4 separate regions of the Homo sapiens genome follow, and regions 1, 2 and 4 are each linked to region 3. Evidence: chromatin contacts called from ENCODE Hi-C data. All regions are on one chromosome and are shown on one strand. Each heading gives the region's core, a stretch centred on a gene start or an enhancer-like site at or near the end of the contact. The rest is flanking DNA. Distances are from core to core; before and after follow the strand shown. Region 1 holds the start of ISOC2 (isochorismatase domain containing 2). Region 2 holds the start of FIZ1 (FLT3 interacting zinc finger 1). Region 3 holds the start of CTU1 (cytosolic thiouridylase subunit 1). Region 4 holds the start of UBE2S (ubiquitin conjugating enzyme E2 S).

Region 1 (3,327 bases), core at 97-2,596, 4.4 Mb after region 3:
AATGCTCCTTTTTGTGCCAAAGAAAAAAGGGAGAGGAAAATGTGTCTGTGTTGCCTATATCTATATCTGCTATCTCTGGCAAACAAGCAAGAAACGGGAGACTCAGGCGGGTGAACCAGGCACCGGGGAAGTCTGTAGGAGCCTTTTCACTGGGTCCTATTCTGTTTCTTCTGAATTCTGGACAATGTGCAACAAGTTGTCTAGTCAATACTATATACAATAAAGGGTTGGCATAAAGCCAAAACCCGGCAAAACTGATCTATGGCGTCAGAAGCCAGGACAGTGACTGCCCTTGGACCACAGTGATGGAAACGACGACGGCGGGAGATCCTGGGATGTGGCGCATGTTTGACTTTTTTCTTTGGATACTTGTTTACACCAGGGTGCTCCCTTTATAAATATTTATTTAAGCTGTGTATTTGCAAACCGTTCGATTTTCTGCGTTTGTGGTATTATTCCAGAAAAAGTGTTCAAAATGCAAAATACAAAGATGGCTTCAGGCCCCCGCCGTGCGGTTGAACTGGAGGCAAAAGGCCAGAGAGCAGGAGGTCGGCGCTGGGGCCCAGTGGGACAGGGGAGAGTCAGGAAGGGGCAGCTGGGACGGTGGGGAAAGTCGGGGAGAAAGGCCCCCAGTTTCTGGTCGAGCGAGGGGCATGATCTGAAGATTCATAGGGGATCCCGGGGAGGGGAACTGGTTTTTGGGAGATGAAAAATTGGGGTGAGGGTGGGTGTGTGAGAGAGAGAGATGTGAAGGGGAGGTCTGGGCTGGAGAGGGTTGGGCGTGTCCTGCGGAACGAGGAGAGATTCAGCCTGGGTGGAGGGTACCCAAGGCCAAAGGGGGCGTGGCTGGAGGTGGGCGGCAACAGGGGGCGGGGTAGGGCCGTTGATTTCCCCACCCGGTCTCGGAAACCCGGCCTTGGAGCCCGGACTTCCTGGCTGTGTGACCTTGGGCAAGTTTCTCTTTGTCTTAGCCTCAGTTTTCTCGTCGGAGAAATGGGGATTAAACCTGCCCACCCCCCAGCGCTGTTACAGAGGCGGCAGGCGCGACCCGGGGACGCTTCCAATCTCTGGCCAGCCAATTCTGGCGGGGCCAGGTGGAGTCCTCCTTCTGGTCCTGTGACCTTGGCCCGGGACGCCCAGGCAGAGCCTCAGTTTCCCCATCTGCTAGGCGGTAAGGTCGGTCTCCAAATAGCGCCAGCAGCGAGAGAGGACTTACCCGGAAGGTGCCGGGTTCGAGCCCGGAACGGCCCCTCTGCAGGTGAGGCGGGGGCACCCTCACCTCTCGGCTCTCGGACGGCCACCGCTGAGGCCTCTTGCGGGCTTCCCAGGGCTGGTTACCGTTTCGTTAGGGCTGGACACGTGGCCCACCCCCTGCACCGTCCGTTTTCCGCCCACTTGGGCCCAGCCGTCCAATCGACACTCATCATGCTCTGCCTCGCCGCTCTCTCCGGCCAATCCGCATGTGCCACTGCCTCTGCCCGCAATCGGCGCTCACCAACTCACCCCGCCCCCTGCCTCTCAACCAATCCGCATATGCAGCTGCTTTGCTCCCGCCCCAGGGGGGGCGGTGCCGGCAAGGCTGTCAGTCTCAAGAAAATGATTAGCTCGCAAAGGCGCCGTGGGGGCGGGGCAGCAGGTCGTTCTGCCAATGGAGAGCCGTAGAGGGCGTGAGTGGCGGCCGACGGGGCGGAGTCGCGCGGTGGTCTCCGAAGGCTCAGACTCTGGCTGGAGAGAGGGCGTCTCGGCCGGCCCCATTGCACAGAGCAGACCGCCGAGGCCGGGAGAGAGAGAGAGGGGTCTTACCTAGAGTAGAGGCATGTCTGCGGTTCGAAACCTGGCCCTCTCTCAAGAAACGGAGGCTTACAAAGATACCCAAGCACTTTCCAGGAAGGGGCTGGCTGAGGGAGCGATCAAGTGAGGAATTTGACGCCCCCCTGTCCTTTGCGCTCTGTGCTGCCTCAGTTTCCCCATCTGTACAGCACCTGCCTCCTCGGGTGGTGTTTAGAATAATTTAGACTCTGTGCTTGGAAATGGAGGTTGAGAGAAAGAGAGAATTTCCTATCTGTCTTGGAATAAATCCAAACTCCTCCCAATTCATGGTCGGCCTTCCTGGTCCGTGCAGACCTCGCCTCTCACCACTCCCCCTGCTCACTCCGCTCCAGCCACAGGGGTCTCCTCTTGCTCTTCCCTCAATGTCCCACCGCAGGGCCTTTGCACGTGTGCTGCCTCAGCCTGGAATCCTAGGACTCCCCATGGCCCAACCTTCCAGGCTTTCAAAGCCTTTCCTGACCACCTGGTGTCAGGTAGCCCTTCCATCAGGTCGCTGTTTTTAATTTTTTTGAAACATCAAAAAAAAGAAAAAAATTGCTCTATCACCCAGGCTGGAGTACCATGGTACGATCACAGCTTGCTGCAGCCTCAACCTCCCGGGCTCAAGCGATCCTCCCACCTCAGCCTCCTGAGTAGCTGGGACCACAGGTATGCGCCACCACACCTGACTAATTTTTTAATTTTTTTGTAAAGATGGAGGTCTCACTCTGTTGCCCAGGCTGGTTTTGAACTCCTGGGCTCAAGTGATCCGCCTGCCTTGGCCTCCCAGAGTGCTGCGATTACAGGTGTGAGCCGCCGCACCCGGCCTTGTGTTTTATTTTCTTTTCAGCACTAACTCCAATCTGAATTGGAAATGAATCTTGCTTTTTGAAAAATGCATGGATATACTCTTTTATTGTCTGTTCCCCGCCAAAACACACACATGCACACAGAACAGGGAGCTCCCTGAGGCAGGGGTCCCGTCTGCCTCGTTCACAGCTGAATCCTCAAGTCCTAGACCTGGGCCTGGCCCATAGTAGGCGCTCGATACATCTTTGGGAATAAATGACAGGAGAGCAGACATTAGGCAGAGGTGAGCCTGGGTGAGAGTGAGGGGTGGATGCCCAGATGGGGCTAGGCAGAAGGAAGGGGGAAGGCAGGAAAGCAAGAAGAGGTGGAGGTGGGGCCCCTGGGCCCAGGAGGAGACCCCTGAGGCAGTGGTCTGAAGTGGGGGTCTGGGTTGGTTTATTTTCCCAGGGGCTGCCAGGAAGGGAGTGGACAGGTTGGGGGCTCCTGGAGAGGGCTGTAGAGCCGTCGTGGAGGGGCCTCTGGCTTGTCCTGGGTTCTGGGCTGGGTTGTGATTGGCCTCATGGGGAGCTGGTCCCCCAACCCTCGGGGATCCCCTGAGAATCCCAGGCACGAGGCACCTCCCAGCAGTCCACCCAACCCCAGTCGGGAGCCACGAGATCAGCCTCTTCCCCCAGGGCATGCTGGGGAAGGGGCAGGGGGCCGCAGAAA
Region 2 (3,595 bases), core at 132-2,631, 4.5 Mb after region 3:
AGTGTTTTTAAGCCTCTCCTCGCTCTTCGCCAATGCGCGGCCACTGCTCTCTGTGCCCCTCCCACTGTAATTTAAGCCTCTCCCACTCTTCCTTAAGTCCCACCTACTCCCTTCAAAGTCCCCCACAATGTTCCCTAAGGATCTTGTATTCTTTGCCAAGCCCTTTTCCTTCCAAAAGGCCCTCCCACTCCCCTCTAAGCTCCTCCCACTCCTCTTCCAGGATGACCACTTAGCGAATGGGAGGGCAAAGATTTGGGGCTAAGCACACTGGAGTCATCCTTGCAGGGAGACCAGAATTACTCCTGTAACATCAGATAATAAAAATTCTTCATCTGTAAAATGGGAATAGTAGTACCTACCTCATGGAGTGGTGGCGAGAATTAAGTAAAATTGTGGCAATAAATGCTACGTGCCCACTTAAGCTGGTGCACAGCAAAGACGCAACAAGTAAGCTGTTTGGATGACTATTATCCCGTAAGTTCCTCCTGGATTCCTCCTTAAGTCCTACCATGATTGCTAAGTTATTTGACTTATCTAAGCCCCTCTCGGGTCCACTAAGACCCACTTCCAAAACTCCACCCAATTTTTCCTTTAAAGAAGCCACATCCTTTCTAAGACTCTCCACTGGACTCCCGTCACCTTCTCAGGCCTTCTCTACGAAGTCTATTCCCATCCCCTGCAAGTCCTTTCCACATTCATTATAAAGACCTGATAGTTGCATTAAACCCCTCCAAATTACACCCTTAAACTCCACCCCCCTCACTAGGCCTACCTACTTCTCTAAGCCACACCCCAGACAAACTCCATCCCTTCTACTCTAAACTCCTCCCTCCTGCTTCCTGGGCTCCCTTTACCCAACCAGCCTCAATGAGTTTCCTTCCACCCCTCAATCCAGGGCCTACCCACCATTCCTTCTGAGCCACGCCCCTTTATCAAACCCCACCTCTTTGCCTAAGACCCTCCCATTTTCTATCCAGACTCTCCCTCCTCCACGCCCCTCCCACTTCCACTCTAAGCTCCGCCCAACTCAGGCTCCTCCCAGCCCTTGCTCCGCCCCAGCAGCCACTAGGCCCCGCCTCCTCCTCCACCCCGCAGCCTGAGGAGCGGGCCCCCCCACTTGCCCAGTCTGCTCCAGGCCCCAGGCCCCGAGAGCCGGCCTTTTGTGCCCCTCCCCCTGCCCCTAAAAGGTGCAGCCCTGGGCGCCCGGTTGGGGGGCAGGTCGGGCAGGCCCCGGGGCCAGGCGAGTCCACCTCGCTCGTACGGAGCGTTGGTCCTGGAGACCCGGGGCGGCCCCGGGAGGCCGGGGAAGTCCGTCGGCTTTCCTCTTTAATTACTTACACCTCCCTCTGGGCGCCGACATTTTGGGCAGCGGGGGCAGCGTCACTTCCACCCGGGGGGCCCCTCGACTTCCGCCTCAGCTCCCTTCCCCCGCCGTACTCCCCCTTTCTCCCGCCCTCTTGGCTCCCCTTCCTCATCCCCGCCCTTCTCCCTCTTTCCCTTTCCTTTCCCAGCCCTGGAGGTTGAAGAAGCCAGGCCCGCGCCATCTTGGGTGAGGGCAGCGGGAAGGGGCGGGGCTTAGGGACACCCACGGCGCCATACAGACTAAGGGCAAGGAGCTGAGAGCGAGGGGGCTTCTCCGTGGCGACACTAGGCGATGCTAACGTAAATGAGAGCAGATACTATTTCTTTTTCACAGCCTCGGACTCCTCCGATTAGGATGTACAGTTGGACTAGGGAAAAAAAAAGAAAGCGAAGTGCGCCAACTGCAATACAGAGCTGGAAAAGACCGGCACCATCTTATCCACTTAGCACTCCATGGGCTTCGAAGCCTGTCCGGTGCCATGTTAATTACGGGCACTGGGCAGCCATTTTCCCGCTCCTCATCATTCGGTATCTGTCTTTGGGTCACCCGACTGTGGGCTTTGTGAGAGGAAAGGCGTTTCGAGGTGGTTGGGGATGTGGTGCTGGGTTATTTCCCACTGGGGACACACCAGGGCCGCCGGTGCGCAGGCGCGGCTTCCGGGCGTGGCCGCGACCGGTCGTTAGGACCCAGCGAGTCCCCTTTGTTTCCCGCGGGCGCGCAGGCGGGCGGGAAGGGCAGGAAGGGAGGGGCCCGGCGCTTCTCCGAGGGGCGGGGCCGGCACCGCGCGCCGCCGCCCCCGCCTCGCCGCCGCCGAGGGGCAGGGCCCCCTCACCCCCTCCCCTTCCCACGCGCCGGCCCCGTTGCCCCCGCGCGCGCGCACACTCGCGAGCCCCGGCGACATGCAAATGAGGTACCCGAGAGGCGGGGGGCGCAGGCGGGAGGGGGGGTGTGGGGGTAGGGGAGGCCGGGCCGCGCGCTCCCGGAGCGCGCCTCCAACACCTGTTCCTGCTCCCGCGCTCGCGCCCCGCGAAGCCGTCCGGGCGCGCGCGCGCAGACCCCCTTCCTGGCAGCCCCCGCCGCCCGCTTACCCGGCGCCGCTCATTGGCCGTCGCCCCCGCAGGGCCCGCCCCGCGCTTGGGCTTCGCAGCTCGGGGGCCGATGGGCGCGTCAGTACCGGGGCGAGGGGACGGGGAGGGTCGGGGGACCAGTCTCCCCCTTTCCACCGTTCCAAAGACCAGACTCCTAGACTAGGCTACCCCGTGGGAGCGAACCGTATGGAAAGGTGGTTGCTCCTCTCTGGACAGCAGTCTATGTGGCTGTTAAAGGGGAGGGGGGGGTGCAGGGGGGCACCTGCAGCACCTGCTTCCAGCTGCACCTGTGCCTCCCCTTCCCCTCCGTTACACCCCAATCCCATGCTCCCAGTATCTGAGTGGGCGCCGGGAAGATGGTGGTGGCGTTGGTGAAGTTTATTGAGTGCTTACTGTGCACCAGGCAGTGTTCGAGGGGCATTTTAAAGCCCACTGTCTTATTCGATTCTCCTGACAACCCTGGTTTATTCACTTTTCAGAGGAGGAAACTGGCAAAGTCAATTGCTAGTTATAGGCAGAGCTGAATTCAAACCCAGGACTGAGCCCTCGTAATGTCCCCTTTCCTCCTTGGGTTTATTTGTTCTCCATTCTCTGGGACATTCGGGTCACAAGACCTGTTTCCAGTTTTGGCCCTGCCATTTACTGGCAGAGGAACTTAGGCAACTGACTTGGCTTTCCTGTGCCTCAGTTTCCCCATCTGCAAAATGGGACAGATATGCCCTATTCAGAGGGTTGATGTGAGGCTTAGCTGCTCCTGATAACAATGGCTAATGTGTCCTGAAAGCTTCTGTGTATGAACACTTTGTGGGTATTATGCTCATGGCATGTCTGGGCAAGTACGTAGAACTATGTGTCCCATTTTGCAAAAGTCTTGATTAAGGCTTAGAGAAGCGAACACCTTGCCCAAGGCCACGCAGAGAGTAAAGATTTGAACGAATGATGTCTTGACTCCAGGGCCCAGGCTCTTAACATCGCAGATATGTTTCCTCATCCAGGAATCAGGGTCAAATATCACCTGGGACCAGTCCCTTTTTTCCACTCTGGAACCCCTTCCCCACTTCTGCCAGTCAGCAGGGAGGGATGAGAGCATTCGTGAGGCCTCTATGGCTCTGGAGTTTGATGGGCTCTCCGTTTCAAGGATCAC
Region 3 (3,238 bases), core at 93-2,592:
CTAAATCTACAGTCACCCAGTCCTGGGGGGTCCACGTCCTGAGGAAGGGAGACGCTCGCAGGGGACAAGGCTGCACAAGTTAGCAGAGCCTCATAGGCCATGATGTGGAATTTTAGGTTTATTCAGGAGGAGATGGGAGCCTTGGGAGGTTTTTGAACAGTAAAGTGGTATGATCTGGCATGTTTTAAAAGGATTCCTAGACTGGTCAACATAGCGAGACCCCATCTCTAAAAAAATAAATAAATAAATTAGCTGCACCTGGTGGCACAGGCCTGTAGTACCAGCTACTCAGGAAGCCAAGGCAGGAGGATCACTTGAGCCCAGGAGGTCAAGGCTGCAGTGAGCCATGATCGCACCAGTGCACTCCAGCGTGGGTGATAGAGTGAGACCTTGTCTCAAATAAAAAAAGTGGGATTCGTTTGGCTGCTGTGTGGGGAGGACTGTTGGTTGTCAGGGACAAGGACAGAAGGCTGGAGGTCAGCACACTAGACAGGAGTGCTGGCAGTAGAGGTGGGAAGAAGTGAAATTTTGGATCTATTTTGAAGGTGGAGCCCACAGGACTTGTATAAGACTGATTGGAGTGGGGACTGGGGCAACGACGAGAGAAAGTGATGAAGGGTAACTTTGAGGTTCTGGCCTGAGCATTGGAGGGACGGTGGGGCCATTTTGTGAGGTGAGAAGACCAGGAATTCCATTTGGCCACGTCAGGTTTGACATGCATGTTAAGCGTCTTCCCTCAAAGACTTTATGGACCCTCGTCACTGAGTCGAGCGCCTCCACCAGGGCCCTCAGAGCTGCCCTGATCCTGACTAGCTGTCACTGGTGACAGGTCTGTCTCTCTGCTTCAAGGCAGGGACAGGGTTGGTCTGGTGCCCTCGCTCCCGCCGCCCTGCGCAGAGTCGGTGCTCAGTAAGTATCTGTAGGATGAGGGAATAATAAGTGCTCCCAGAAGAGAGGCCGCGGACCCCAGGGATGCCTCTGGATTGCAGCCTTGTCAAAAGGACAGATAATGTGTGGCATGGGGGCGGGGACAGGCAGATAGTAACATAGGGGCGGGGGCAAGCAGATGGTCTTATCCTGTCTTGGGGAAGGGAGTGGCCCGGTAAGAGACAGGCCGGACCGCAGCGTTCAAAGTGGGAATCCTGGCTACAAGGCCTCAGGGACACGGGCGCTGGGAAATCACAGAGGCCTTACGCTCGAAGAGACCCTCAACCCTCCCACGGCACCGCAACAAAGAGCCGGAGTCCACATGCCGACCCACCGCAGGAGGAAATACTCACCCGGGCAGAACTCAGTGCTGGGATGCCCACACTGCCCACCACGCGGAAGCCTGGCCCGGAAGTGACTCCGAGACTACCACTCCCATAAGGTCTTGGGGCTTTCTTGCCTAGAACTCCCAGAAGCCCATGCGACACTTCCGCTGGATGCGCCTACGGCTCCGGGGTCCCGCTTGGCCTACAACTCCCAGAAACACTTGCATTGCTCTTTCTGCCGCTCCCAAAATACACTGCTCCCCCTCCCCCCGCGTTTACTTTCTGCGCCTGCGCGCGGCCGCAGGGAGCGGCGGAGCTGCGTGTACTGTTGTCATGGCAGCGCGCTGTCACCCGGCAGGTTGCTGGATGGGCGAAGTAGTTGTATTCTGATTAACTGATTTTGTGGGATTATTATAGGATTTTAAGGGGATTACAGGGCCTATGATTTCTGCCCTTTGAGGCGGGGTTGCGGGTGGGAATTGAAGGTGGAACTGCAGGGGTTGGTCGCTAGTGTAAAAGGCGCAGATAGCGCATGCGTAGAGCAGACTTCGAGGATTGGAGTGGAACTCCGCGCGCACGCGGGGGCTGTCGTGATGCGCGTGCTGGAGACCCAGACTCTAAACAGAAGGATCCAAAGACCCTTCTCACCTAACCCAGGAGCCCAGAGGCTCAGAGACTCAGACCCTTGAGACTAAGGGGGTTAAAAACGCAGACCCCTGGCACCAAAGCACCTGAGAGAACCAGTAGACCTGGAGACAACCGTCTGCACCCTAGACACAGGGATCTGGAGGCCTCCACCCTCCCCACAAGGCCCAAGGGTCTTGAAGACCCCGGTGACTCAAATACCGGGGCACAAGGAGTTTAAGGACTCAGATATCTGAGACCCTTGAGATCCAGGTCCCCAAACCTAGGTCCTCGAAAAAACTGAGGCTCAAAATTCCTCTAGACGGCGCGGTGGCTTACACCTGTAATCCCAGCACTTTGGGAGGCCGAGGCGGGTGGATCACGAGGTCAAAAGATGGAGACCATCCTGGCCAACATGGTGAAACCTCATCTCTACTAAAAATACAAAAATTAGCTGGGCGTAGTGGTGCGCGCCTGTAGTCCCAGCTACTCGGGAGGCTGAGGCAGGAGAATGGCTTGAACCCAGAAGGCAGAGGTTGCAGTGAGCCGAGATCGCGCCACTGCACTCCAGCCTGGCCACAGAGTGAGACTCTGTCTCAAAAAAAAAAAAAAAATCCTCTAGATTAAGGGACCACCAGAGCCTTAGACTGAGATGTGGAGATGTGCAGAGAGCCCCAGGATGTGTAGGTCTACGGCCGGTGATGACGTGAGAAGGAACCCCATGCACCCTGTAGCCCATTTTTTTCCCCCATAACAGGAAACCATGATGCCTTCCTTTCATATTAAATGAGCTCCGTGAGGTCACTCTTAAGCCTTATCATGGGCCAGTTCTGTTCATCTGTGTGCGTTGGTTCATTTGTTGAATTTATTTCCTGAGGTCTCCTTGTGCCAGGCTGCCCCTGGGCTAGGTTTAGGTGACACAAATGAATCAGACTTGGTTACTGTCCTCTGAGCATCCCCCACCCCTTACACCACCACCCTGTCCTCCTGGTGGGGGAGACAGGGACTTAGTCAATATGGAGTGATAAAGCTTGACATGGAAGTGTTAAGAGCCTTGAAAGCTCAATTTCAATCACTGCCAGCCAGGGTGTCAGAAAAAAAAAAAATTCAACAAAGGCTGCTATGTGCCATGCATCATCTCAGTTTGTTCATCTGTGAAAGGGGGGCAATAATAGCCTGCCTCATAGGATTTATGCGAAGTCAAATTGAATTAACAACACCTCTAAAGAATTTAGAACAGCTTCTGGCACATAGTATGTGCTCAACAAGTGGTTATTATTCTCATCTCAATTCTCATAACATTAAGATTATATGTTACATATGAGTTGGGTACAACTGTAATTCTTCTTCTTCTTTTTTTT
Region 4 (3,554 bases), core at 1,001-3,500, 4.3 Mb after region 3:
CTGGGTTCCTAGGGGGCCACAGGACCTCCCCCAAAACCTCAGAGATGATGCCCATCTTGCAGCCCCCACCTGTGTCACTATCAAGCTCGTCTGCACCCTCCTGGATCCCCCGTCTCAGCCCAACTGACCACTCCAGTCACAGGCCCTTCCCAGGTGGCAGGGACCCAAGTACGCACTTTCCTATAAGATGCCCATTTATATGCCTTTCAGATCAAGGATCCAACTGTCTGTTAATTCCACAGCCTCCCAACCCAGTGAACGCCTCTCCCACTCACCCACTTGCTTGGGTCAAAATACTGTCCCTCCCCTAGCCCATCAGCAGCCTGAGCACCGGCCTGCTAGGTCCTCCCCTGAATCTCATCCCATCTCCAAGGCTAGCTTCCTGGCTGGCCTCTGGGTTCTTCCCCCTGCCAGGCCGGCTCTCCTCACTACAGTCAATAGGAACTTTGGAGGGATTTGTCACACCCCTGCTTTAAACCTTCCACCAGCTTCCTCTACAAACTCCTTGAAGAGGCCTAGAAGCCCTAAAAGAGCTTGGCAGCTTCATCATCAACTTTCTTCATGTGTTTTTACCAAGCGCCCAGCTCCACCTGCCCAAGGGCCTTTCTGGAGCCTTCCTATTGTCATGATCCCGCGCCCTCTGCAGCAAGGCATGAAGGACCTCAACTGTCACCGCTGCCAGGTCTTTCCTGACCACCTACCACCATCACCACCGTGGACTAGACCATTCCTTCACAGGCTCTGCTCAAATCCTGACTTTGTAGGAATTCTGGTGATAACAGAAATGTAGCCTGCATGAAACAGTATTCTAAATCACTCCGCAAATCATGTGACCCGCAAATCATTCATGACCCGTCTCCCCACGATCTGCATCTGGCTTGTTTCCTCATCCCTGACACTCACAGCAGGATGGAGTTTGAGATCACCTGGCCCACCCTCCCAGGCCCTTGCTGACACCATTCCCACCACCTGGAGCTCTCTTCCCATTCCTACTTAATTCCTACCCACCCTCAGGTCCAGGGAAGCCATGTCTGAAAGCCTTGCTTCAAATCTAGAGTACCGTCCCATGATATACTAACTCAATGACCAGATATTTCTCAACCCTTGTGGGAAAAGAGTACATAATTGTCATTTGTGGCGTCCTGCCCTGTCCACCAATGCATCCCAACACCTGACACGAGGCCAGCCTGTAATGGGTACTTCCCGCTAGGGTGATCTAGAGCAGGGTGATGGAGGATCTAAGCAGCAGCCCCTTCTCTTTTTCCTTCCAAACTCACCAGGGCCCTCGATGGTGACCTGGAGGTCGGTGAGGTCCTCCTCGTTGGGAAAGACCTTGATGCCATCGGGTGGGTCTGCGGTCAGTGTCGTCACCTCCTTGTACACCAGGCGGATGATGTGCGGGGGTAGGTTCTCCACGTTGGAGTTCTGGGCACGGATGGGAGAGCAGGGTGAGCGAGTGTTAAGAGCTGGGCTTCCCGCAGGGCCTAAAGATGCTGAGACTGCCCAAGTCTTGACTCAGTGGCCCCAGGCTGTCAATCACCCTTGAACTCCCAGACCCTCACCCAGGATGCTTCAGGCCATCAGCCCAGGCAGAGTTTCCAACAGAAATGGGGGCGGGTTCACGGGGGGGCTTGCAGATAACTCCACCCACCCCAGAACCCCCCCCCCAAAGCCCGCTCCTAACCCTGCTTGGTCCCCAGTGGTTCCACGTAGGCCAGAGATCTACTCTCTCCCCCTTCTCCACTAATTTTTGGTTAGAGCATCCTTGAAACCCCGGCTCAGGTCTGGAGATGGCGGCGGGGCGTCCTTGCTCCTGGTAACACCCATGGGCGGGCCGCAAAGCGCCCGGAGCCCTCGCCGCCAGGGAGACTGCGGGCCGCCCGAGCTCCTGCTCCGCCTGCGGGAAGGCCCTCGGGCCCATCCCGGGTCAGGGACCCCCAGGCTGGCCCTCAAACCCCTCAAGGCCGCCCGTCGGAGGCCCCTGAGACTCCACCTCCTCCCTCAGGGACACCCCCGACCACCTTCATGGGCCTCATCGCCCGTGCTCACCATGGCTGCGGCCGGCCGGGGGCGGGTCCCCCCGGCCCCCTTCCTGCGTTCTTCGGTCCGCCGGCCGGGGCGGGGGGCCCAACTGCTGCCGCTGCGGCCCTGGAGAGGCCCCGGCGGCCCCGCTCCGCTCCCCGCTGCCTCCGACGTCCGCCGCGCACAGCGTAGACCAACCCGCCGCCCCGGTGCCCGGCAGCACTGAGCCGGCCGCGCGCGCACCACTGCCTCTTTATAACCGCCCGCAGGCCACGCCCTCCGCGGCCCCTCAGCTCCGAGCCTCAACCGTGACGTCAGCGCGCACGTTCCTTGGTTTTCGACGCGCTCGCTCCCTTCCCCGCAAACTATGGTCAGAAGCGAGGGAAGTGGCGGAGAGGGCTGGGTAGCGGGCCGGCCAATGGGGGCCCGCGGGGGTCGGGAGGGTTCTCAAAGAACGGAGGGGCTGAAAAGGGGAAGAAGAGAGGAAGGGGGACGGGGAAGGCGACGCGGCCGCTGATTGGACCGTTTGAATGAGACGCCGCCACGGCCCGGCATACGCGCGGGCGCGCCCTGACGCTGAGGAAGTCGCGCACGCGACTAACGGTCTTCCTGGGGGCCGGAGCGTGGCGAGGGGAGGCGGGACTCGGGGTTTTAAACGCGTGATGGAAGGCGCTCGGGCCAATAGGGATGCGCTTTAGTGACTGGTGGGTCACGAGACTCGCATGGGCCAATGACTGATAGAGACCGGTCAGAGGGCGACCCAGTTTCGTGCAGATCAAACCGCTGCCAGCCAACGAAATCCGTTGATTTTTGTATATGCAAATGAAGTGTGCGCTGCCGCCCGCGCCCCCTCCTTTGAGCCGTGGTGGAGGTGGGCGCTGGAACTCCGACTACATTTTTCTATGAGGCGCCATTTTGTGCTGGAAATGCTCTTGGACCCACGTCCTGTATTGCTAAGGCTCAAAGATCAGTCAGAATGACCTTGAAGGCTTGGACAGCCTTGCACTCCGTGTGTGACCCCCACTCCTGCCAGGCTTCATCGAAGACGCCAGCCTCAGTTTCCTTATGTGACAAATGGGCACTGGGATCCGTTGTATTGCCAGGGAAAGAAGTCAGAGAGTGCCAAGACGGTTATTCACGGCATGGTTATGCCTATGACTGACCCATGGCCTCCAGCCACACCCGCCTTCTCTGGGACTCAGTTTCCCTCTCTAGGAAATGGACACATAGCTGCCTGGAAAAGGGACCATCTCCAGCCCTCAGTGTCAGTAAAAACGTCAGGCAATTGCTTGAGAACGGTGGCCAGAGCTCCCTGAGCAGGCCTTTTGGAGGGGCTTAGAGAGGAGGAGGGAATGCTGAAGTTGGCCTTCCTTTGCTCATCTGTGCAGTGCGGTCGCAGTGCCCTCTCGGTGTCTCTGCCAGTCTGTGCGTCCACAGCTCTTCTTAGTTTCTTGGCCTTTTTCAGCCATGGATGAGAGCATTAACATCTGGGCCTAATTTGGCCACAGGTACCTGAAAAGACCCCTGGCTAC

What was found. Hi-C counts contacts between places; a loop is a spot of excess contacts on that map. Pooled maps may share reads with other maps.
Region 1: a loop to region 3 is called in a pooled map, with 13 times the contacts of the local background. The contact joins the promoter of ISOC2 here to the promoter of CTU1 in region 3. A Hi-C loop is called at or near these places in 5 of 50 pooled maps.
Region 2: a pooled map shows a loop between it and region 3 (14-fold over the local background). The contact joins the promoter of FIZ1 here to the promoter of CTU1 in region 3. A Hi-C loop is called at or near these places in 6 of 50 pooled maps.
Region 4: a loop to region 3 is called in a map of CD8-positive, alpha-beta T cell, with 14 times the contacts of the local background. The contact joins the promoter of UBE2S here to the promoter of CTU1 in region 3. A Hi-C loop is called at or near these places in 1 of 168 maps with a recorded cell type or tissue (CD8-positive, alpha-beta T cell) and 5 of 50 pooled maps.

The regions. Positions count from the first base shown.
Region 1 is chr19:55,460,296-55,463,622 of GRCh38, forward strand. It overlaps ISOC2 (isochorismatase domain containing 2), which reads right to left and starts at 1,347. Exons shown (of 6, transcript NM_001136201.2): 1 at 1,217-1,347. C19orf85 (chromosome 19 open reading frame 85) reads right to left here. Exons shown (of 2, transcript NM_001386794.1): 2 at 2,706-3,327. The coding sequence ends at 3,177. RefSeq lists an enhancer at 2,732-3,327.
Region 2 is chr19:55,598,136-55,601,730 of GRCh38, forward strand. FIZ1 (FLT3 interacting zinc finger 1) reads right to left here and starts at 1,382. Exons shown (of 3, transcript NM_032836.3): 1 at 1,339-1,382. It overlaps ZNF524 (zinc finger protein 524), which reads left to right and starts at 2,153. Exons shown (of 2, transcript NM_153219.4): 1 at 2,153-2,273. RefSeq lists enhancers at 753-1,627, 1,628-2,501 and silencers at 979-1,398, 2,109-2,658.
Region 3 is chr19:51,107,067-51,110,304 of GRCh38, forward strand. CTU1 (cytosolic thiouridylase subunit 1) reads right to left here and starts at 1,343. Exons shown (of 3, transcript NM_145232.4): 1 at 1,281-1,343. RefSeq lists an enhancer at 1,309-1,638.
Region 4 is chr19:55,405,538-55,409,091 of GRCh38, forward strand. It overlaps UBE2S (ubiquitin conjugating enzyme E2 S), which reads right to left and starts at 2,251. Exons shown (of 4, transcript NM_014501.3): 1 at 2,050-2,251; 2 at 1,278-1,425. The coding sequence starts at 2,052. LOC105372462 (a long non-coding RNA gene) reads left to right here and starts at 2,608. Exons shown (of 3, transcript XR_936075.3): 1 at 2,608-3,554. RefSeq lists enhancers at 1,714-2,227, 2,584-2,878, 2,900-3,009 and silencers at 1,880-2,349, 2,360-2,419, 2,430-2,479.